2 separate regions of the Homo sapiens genome follow, and region 2 is linked to region 1. A link is an interaction called in ENCODE POLR2A ChIA-PET data of the cell type or tissue named here. Cell type or tissue: CD4-positive, alpha-beta T cell. All regions are shown on one strand. Links, peaks and the distances in the headings refer to the core of each region. The heading gives the core; the rest is flanking DNA.

What was found. ChIA-PET counts read pairs that join two places held together with the same protein. Peaks named below come from ENCODE experiments on the same cell type or tissue, not always from the same donor. Only the 100,000 strongest peaks of a DNase experiment are listed, where the experiment ranks them.
Region 2: POLR2A ChIA-PET joins it to region 1 with 5 read pairs; 2 of 35 experiments call an interaction of 5 or more read pairs at or near these places.

Annotation. Positions count from the first base shown.
Region 1 is chr2:181,163,194-181,167,597 of GRCh38, forward strand. All of the region lies in intron 1 of LINC01934 (long intergenic non-protein coding RNA 1934), which reads left to right. Among named protein-coding and RNA genes, the nearest start is that of LINC01934, 42 kb to the left of the region's middle. In CD4-positive, alpha-beta T cell, for the core only: no CTCF peak of the experiment used is centred there; DNase peaks (open chromatin) are centred at 148 and 2,238; H3K4me3 peaks cover 553 bases; H3K27ac peaks cover 1,646 bases.
Region 2 is chr2:181,226,787-181,231,190 of GRCh38, forward strand. All of the region lies in intron 2 of LINC01934 (long intergenic non-protein coding RNA 1934), which reads left to right. Among named protein-coding and RNA genes, the nearest start is that of MIR4437, 77 kb to the right of the region's middle. In CD4-positive, alpha-beta T cell, for the core only: no CTCF peak of the experiment used is centred there; no DNase peak of the experiment used is centred there.

The sequences.
Region 1 (4,404 bases), core at 91-4,090:
GCTTACACCTCTAATACCAGCCAGCACTGTGGAGGGCTGAGGTGGGTGGATCCCTTGAGCCCAGGAGTTAACAATCAGCCTGAGCAATAGTGTGAAACCCCAACTCTACAAAAAAAAAATGCAAAAAAAAAATTAGTCAGGCTTGGTGGTGCATACCTGTAGTCCCAGCCTCTCAGGAGGCTGAGGTGGAAGGATCACTTCAGTCTGGGAAGTCAAGACTGCAGTGAGCCATAATCACACCATCGCACTCCAGCCTGGGTGACAGAGTGAGACCCTATCTAAAAAAAAAAAAAAGAAAACCAAGAGCAAGTTGCCAAAATATTACACAAGGATTTCTAGTTTTATTTTCTGTTTCACTGTGATTGGGTAAAAGTAAAGATATATAAATATAAGACATAAATGCATTTTATTCTTTGGAATCTAACATCTTCAATTAAAAATGAAAAATTTCTAACAGGAAGGATCAAGAGATTGGAAAGTAGCCTAATAAGTCTTTAAAATAGTGTTTCTAGGAATCTGATATACCAAAAGCAAGGAGCAATAGGAAATACAGATAAAGGCAGGAAAAGGTAGATTTTGTTACAACACTATTGTGGTTTCTGAAGGAGTTTGGCCTCATTGGGTGATGCACATCAGTGTTAATTTCTAATACTCAGAAAATTAGTAACCTTTGTACCCAAGAAGTGAACATTCAGAGTTCAAAGAACCACCCACCACCCCAAATCATTCAATAATTTTCACTGGTGTTCTACTACAAGAATTATAATTCACTTGTAATTATGGCCACCAAAAGAATGTTTTTTTTCCATTTTATAATTCAACAAACACTTGTTGGATCACTAGTTGATGTCATGAATGTATTAGGTGCAGTGGTGGTGATAGTGGATGGGTGTATTTGAAAATAAATAGTGTATTCTAGGGAGAATATATAGTCTTTTGAGAGAGAAGGTAGGCTTAAAAATATAGAGTGCTTTCAAATACACTAAAGGTGTGCAAAAAATATTACTACTACATGGTAGAGGAAAACACAACAAAACTTTAAGAAACCTCTTGAGGAACGTCTGGTTTGGCTTCAGTTTATTTAGAAGAATGAAGAGCTCCTAGACAAAATGCTAGCATACATAACACAGAAACAAAATAAACTATAAATACCTTATAAATAAATTATAAACTACCTTGAGGAGACAGATGAAAACAAATTAGAGTTAAAATCTTGGCAAGTGAAGGTAGATATTATGCCACAGAGAAAAATTTGAAGAAACTGTGCTTGTGGAGTTTGATAAGGTTCTTCTCACAAAATATAAACTGTGGTCTTTTAATGAAACAGAAGGTTTTCACATTCTATGGAATAATAGTGATTTTTGATGTCAGCTCTGGAGAAAAAATCCTGGTGATATTTGGAGACCACCTGTTCTGGATAGTTTCCATGGTAAGTCACGAGGTGTACCAAGATTCTTACAACCCATCAACTTCTTCATGCTTTTGTGAATATACTGAGAAGAAATGATACCACTGAGAAAATGATTTAGAATGTATTTCTTATAAATTTTAATTCTAAGGTAGAAACTGAAAAGGTTGGATTTACAGGTGGAATTTAAAAAACAACAACAAAACTCTTTCTGCATTTGTGAATTCTGGCATAGAAAGAAGAATAGGGAAGTGAAACACTGACCTTACAAATAATGTTGAAGAACATAATTTTTTAAAATGCCATTGCTCAGGATGAAAAACACATGGGTTTGACAAGAGGAGGAAACATCTTGTTACAGCATGCAAGTCTGTCAAAATAACCTTAGATTGGTGAAGAGTGTTTAAGAATTGAGAGGGTTTGGGCATAGGGAAAGCAAAAAGAGGAAGATACCAAGAATTTCTCAGGAGGAAAAATAATTAGAAACTATTATTGTACCCTCAGATACCTATGTTCCAATTCCCAAATATAGGGAATGTAGAATTGAAGATACATATATTTGTAGAATGTGGGAGTAAAATCATTTAATAAAGGAAGAAAATATTTCAAAAGGATGCTACCACCTGGCTATCTACAGGATGGCCACTGCCAGCAGCTCCTGTTGCTGCCTACTACTTTGGATCCCAAAGTTTTTGGATGTTAAAATGGGCCAAGCATGAGTTCACCTCTTCATACCCTTTTTAGAGGGTCTAATTTTGATTTCTACCCACATCCTCTGGAACCGTGATGAAGTTAGTTTCATTTCTCAGCCCTAGGTCTGTCATCCCTTTCTTAGGCAGCTTCGGTCTGGGCAAGCTTGATGCTGAGTTGGTCTTATGTTTATGGTTCAGTATTGGGTACGTACGTGTCCTAATACAAACTTAAGGGGGGTTTCCTAACTACTAAGATCATATCCATGATTTTGTGTTGTGTTAAAAACATGAATGTATTTAGTTTACAGTGGAGACCGCCAGATATCTGTCTTTAGGGACAGTTAGTAGCAAACTGCCTGTGGCTAATTGTAGAGAATAGTCTATAGAAGATGTATCTTGGCTTTCCCCAACTGCTGAGGACAGAAGTCCTTTGAACTGTGAAGAAAAGAAAGTAGAATGTGGTGGTGGAGGAGGGAGAGGAGAGGAGAAGGAGGAGGAAGAAGAGGAAGAGTTGTCTCACTTTCTTTACCCCGTTCCACCTCCAACTCCCCACATGTATTAGTATGTTCTCACACTACTAATAAAGACATAACCAAGACTGGGTAATTTATAACAGAAAGATGTTTAATTGATTCACAGCTCCACGTGACTGGGGAGGCCTCACAATCATGGTGGAATGCAAAGGAGGAGCAAATTCATGTCTCACATGGCAGCAGGCAAGAGAGAGTATGTAGGGAACTCTCCTTTATAAAGCCATCAGATCTCATGAGACTTATTCACTATCATGAGAACAGCATGGGAAAGACCCACCTCTATGATCCAATTACCTCCCACTGGGTCTCTCCCATGACATATAGGAATTATGGGAGCTACAATTCAAGATGAGATTTGGGTGGGGACAAAGCCAAACCATATGATTTTGCCTCTGGCCCCTCCCAAATCTCACATCCTCACATTTCAAAACACAACTGTGTCTTCTCGACAGTCCCCTAAAGTCTTAACACATTTCAGCATTAACTCAAAAGTCCACAGTCCAAAGTCTCATCTGAGACAAGGCTAGTCCCTTCTGCCTATGAGCCTGTAGAATCAAAAGCAAGTTAGTTACTTCCCTGATACAATGGGTGTACACACTTTGGGTGAATATACTCATTCCAAATTGGAGAAATTGGCCAAAACAAAGGAGCTACAGGCCCCATGCAAGTCCGAAATCCAACAGGGCAGTCATTACAACTTAAAGTTCCAAAATGATATTCTTTGACTCCATGTCTCATATCCAGGTCACACTGATGCAAGAGGTAGGCACCCAAGGACTTATTCAGCTCTGTCCCTGTGGCTGTACAGGGTACAACTCCCCCTCTAGCTCCGCTTCTTTCACAGGCTGGCAAGGAGTGACTATGGCTTTTCCAGGCACACAGTGCAAGCTGTCAGTGGATCTGCCATTCTGAGGTCTGGAGGATGGTAGCCCTCTTCTCACAGCTTCACTAGGCAGTGCCCCAGTGAGGACTCTGTGTGGGGGCTCTAACCCCAAATTTCCCTTCTCCACTACCCTAGCAGAGGTTCTCCATGAGGGCTCTGTCCCTGTATCACACCTCTGCCTGGACATCCGGACATTTCCATGCATCCTCTGAAATCTAGGCAGAGGTTCCCAAACCTCAATTCTTGACTTCTGTGCACCTGCAGGCTCAACACCACTTGGAAGCTGCCAAGGCTTCAGTCTTGCACCTTCTAAAGCCATGGGCCCAGCGGTACCTTGGCCCCTTTTAGCCACAGCTGGAATGGCTGGGACAAGGGCACCATGTCCCTAGGCTGCACACAGCAGGGGGGCCCTGGGCCCTGCCCATGAAACCATTTTTCTTCCTAGGCCTGTGGGCCTGTGATAGGAGGAGGTACTGTGAAGACCTCTGACATGTCCTGGAGACATTTTCCTCATTGTCTTGGCAATTAACATTTGGGTTCTCCTTACTTATGCAAATTTCTGTAGCTGGCTTGAATTTCTCCTCAGAAAATGGGTTTTTCTTTTCTATTGCATTGTCAGCCTACAAATTTTTCAAACTTTTATGCTCTGCTTTGTTTTTAAATGTAAGTTCCAATTCCAAACCATATATTTGAATATATAACACTGAATGCTTTCAACAGCACCCAAATCACATCTTGAATCCTTTGCTGCTTAGAAATTTCTTTTGCCAGATGCCCTAAATTATCTCTCTCAAGTTCAGAGTTCTACAGATCTCTAGTGCAGGGGCAAAATGCTGCCAGTCTCTTTGCATATCTAGAGTTATCTTTACTCCAGTTCCCAACAAGTTC
Region 2 (4,404 bases), core at 122-4,121, 64 kb after region 1:
TATATTCAAATAAACTTAGGAAATGTGTGTTGGTATATACTTCATAATTATATCTCTGCCTCAATAAAAGAATTGGAATTTATTCTCTGTACTCTACTATCAAATATTAGAATTGATTAGAGTGGTAATGGGATTCAGGACATGTTACCCAAAATATGGCACCTTGGCATTTGAGAAAACAGCAGAAGCAGGAAGGCCACTCTCACCTTCTCACCCTTCTCACCTTCTTCTCACCCTTCTCACCTGAAGCATATAATAAAACCTAAGAAGATCACTCTTTGGCTTTCTCCTACCCTTCTTTTTTGAAGCAGGTCATGAGACCTTCATTTGAAAGGTGCCCTTCCTAAACCCAGAGGAAAGGAACATCTTTATCTTTGAAGGCACAGGGGCACAGAGAAGAATCAGAACGAGAAGGGCTTGCTAAACTCCCCCCAGTTTATTATTATTAGATCACACCCACTTTATCCAATCATACTTCTCCATATCTATCCATCTCTCCATCAGATCTAAGCATAAAAATACACTAGGTTACCTGTTTTTTTGAATCTTTGTTTCCTTATAAAGGCTACTGTGTCACATAAAGCTTACATTAAATAAATGAGTACGCTTTTCTCTTATTAATCTGTCTTTTTTTATTGGTGCCTCAGCCATGAATCTAGCAATGAGTAAGGAATGAAATATTCTCCTTCCCTATGGCTAGCATAGCACCTTTGTTAAAATTATAGCATGACAATACATCATACAACCAAAAGTGATACCAATGCGCCACATTTTCCTTTTATAAAGTATGCTTTAAAAAGCAAAGTTTAAGGAATGAACACAAATGGAGACACAGGCAATGGTAGAAGCATTTGGCTCCAGCCTATTCACTATGAGGTCCGCTAGATTTCTGAACTGCTCTATGCTGCTCAGTTTTCCTCTTGGGTTTTAGATTTCTGTTCTCTTTTCATGATCTCTTATTGTTTACATGACTATCTTTCTTTTGTACACTAGCTTCTTAAGGGAAAAGAGTGAACACAACTCAACTCTCCCCACCATATGTAGTGTCTGGTACATTGTAAGTGGACGACATGTTGGGTGAAATATGTGAGGGACCAAATTCTTATTTGTCCTGCAAGAAATAACCAATGATGGAAAAATTTAGGCATAGGTATATACCTTGGATTCTGAAATTAGGAAATGATTATATTCTCTGATTATGCCTGTGACCTGGGGTGTGGACAGAAGATATTTCTCCCTCTTATGAGTTCTTTTCTCACACATTTATAGAAATTAAGCCAGGAGAAGCAGCTACACAATGCAGCTACCCACTTTATTGACAGAGATCCAGGGATACTAGGGAAGCTGTGGCTATTGTAACATGCTTTTCCTGCCCCCCCAGCTAGCTTCTACATGGAATAACCACTGCTACTACATACATTATGCATGCAACATACATAAATTACTATTGCAACCACAATTACTAACTAATATGAGCATTCACCATTTATAAATACCAAGCCTTGTGCCTGGCACCTTACATAAAGTGTCTTATTTATTTTTTCCATCGCCCTAAAAAAGAAATAAGTTATCCCCATTTTACACTTGAGAAGACCAAAGCTAAGAGGGGCTAAACCCAGCTCAGTTAAAAAGCATTCCAAGGCTGGGTGCGGTGGCTCATGCCTGTAATCCCAGCACTTTGGCAAGCTGAGACAAGAGGATCCCTTGGGCTCAGGAGTTTCAGATCAGTGTGGGCAACATAATGAGACCTCATCTCTACAAAAAATTTTAAAAATTAGCCTGCATGGTGGCACACACACCTGTAGTCCCAGCTACTCATGTGGCTGAGGTGGGAGGATTGCTAAACTCAGCAGATGAAGGCTGCGGTGAGCCATGATCATGCCACTGTATTCCAGTCTAGGCAACAGAGTGAGGCCCTGTCTCAAAAAATAAAAATTAAAATAAAATTTAAAAAAGCATTCCAAGGCAGTTGCCCTGAATCATGCACCCAGTTGATGGGAGTGACCTCTCCTGTGGATGATTCTACAGTCAACAGAGTGCTAATACAGTTGAGGGCATAGAGTAGGAACTCAACATGTTTTGATTGGCAGTTTTATGTTAGCTCTGGGAGAATGCATGGCTAGGGATCTATAAAACAGTGAAGAATGGCCCTCAAATGTAAGTTTTATTATTATTATTTAATCTTTAACTAGCTTTTTAAAGTCAAGTCATTCGGAGAGTGAGTTAGCTATAATTTTATCTTTTTACCTTGAGATCAGCCCTCACTCTAATAACTTTTAATTATTAGAGTTGTGCAAGTTTTGGGGAGAATTTAAACAATCTAAGTAAAATCAAAGTAACACATGAATGTAGCTATAAATATATCTCTATATATTTTTTCCTGATGAATTCAACCACCCTGAGAAAAGTGTTACATGATTCAAATATGGTATATAAAAATGGTGATTCCAATGACTATTCTTTACTGAAAGTATTAAGTCTTAATCTGTTAGCATGGCTTTCCTACTCTTCTTTTACAAGATAGATTTGAGTTTGTAAATTTTAGTCTTTGCAACATTATCTACTCCAGGCACAGAGGAAGTGAGAAACTCCAAAACGTGTTCCACTGTTATATGAGCCAAAGGCTGGTCAGTGCCTTGTGGTGACAAGAGCAGCTAAAGCGGCTGTCACCCTCCCTTGTGAATCAGCCTCAGGAGATGAGGCAGCATGAATGGAGAGCTCTGGACTCCTTGTTGGGGTCAGGTCCCAAGCACGAATATCATCCCTAATTCCTAGGAGATTCTCACCTGGTGCTGCAGAAAGCCCCTTTGCAGCTTCTGTCCTTGAATAGAAGCACCTACATCCAAAACAAGATTTTGGTGACATTTTCTTTGAACAAAAGTATCAAGCAACATGCAATTATTCATTAAAACATACACATTTGAGTAACCCATTTTATCTAGGAGTTGCTTAATTGTAGACTTCTAGATTAATTTTAATGTAAATGAGTTGACAGTAGAGTAAAAAGTATGCTAAAACTAGTTCAGAATTAAAAACTGAAAGAAAATTGGAATAATTTATAAGTAATTTGTAAAATTTTTACATTTAAGAGAAACAGATCATGTCAGTTTCAAATATGTGTATTTGTTTATTTGCTCAAAGTTTATGACTTGGTCAATATCCATATCCATGATTTGTGACTAGTTTTTAAAAATATGCATAATTAAAATAATGAGTGATTTTTGTAAAGTTACAGCCAAATATTTTTATTCTCTTCTCCCTTTTTGATATCTATCACTGATTCTTTATCATGTTTGCTAGATTAGCTATTACCTGTGTAACTTGCTTATTTATATTATGCATAAGTTATCTAATTCTCTAGAATCCTATATCTATGAATTTTCTGAGTTAATACCCAAGTAATACCTCAAAAATACCCATGTAGTTTTCATTGATAAGAAATAAAGACCATGTTTTTATATCTGAAACTGTTATCAAACACAGGGTGGCATGCCATCTTATCATTGTTCCTGGTGAGGTGGATCTAGAAAGAGGGAGAGGGAAAGTCTTCTGCTTCCTCTCACCTCTTCCTTTAACATGCATTCCCTCTACAAGCCTGGCCACAGTGCCAAAAACTTCTTTGTCCCCAGATATGAGCCATATGCCTTTTAATTCCCTATGATTGCTTTGTTGTCTGGAGTCTAGAAAGTTTTCTTGGGTTCCAAGTTTCCCTTTCCTTAAAAATGAGAATTTTCTTGAAATGGCTTAATTACCATGACCTCCTTAATAAAACAAAGTTGACAGTAATGGAGAGTAAAATGGTACTAAGAACAGGCATGATGTTAAAGGAGGCTACCTGAGGGTGGAAAAGTGACTGAGAATAGAGACTGATTCTGATAATTCTATATCATGTGTCAGTCAATGCTTTCTATTTAGAATATTGATACCATACATAGCATAGGGTTTGATTGTTGTTGAAGCATATTGAGGATAATCTCTTTATATTTGAAAACTGTCTTGGAAGTAATTTTGTAGAAATATTCTGATATGGAACTGATGTCATAGGTACATACATCAGACTGCCTAGAATAATAATATGGAATCAGCAACTAGGAACACTATAGACCCAGGAGGATAAGGTAGTTTATATAGGCTTCCATTTGGGGGATATATCATGAGCATGTTGTCAAAACCAGATGTGGTTCTGAATTACCTGATCAATTCAGTCTGAAGAAGAGTTAAGTAGGTACCTGCCTCTTACTACCTTCACACCCCAAGCCTCTACCCCAATTTGGGGGAACTCTATGTCTTGAGACTACCATAAAAATTATTATTTGGTATGTTTACATGTAAAGATTCTTGAGACTCAAAAATTCCTAAACTAGCAATAAAATAATTTTTATTCTTTGTCAAAAACTTTGAAGT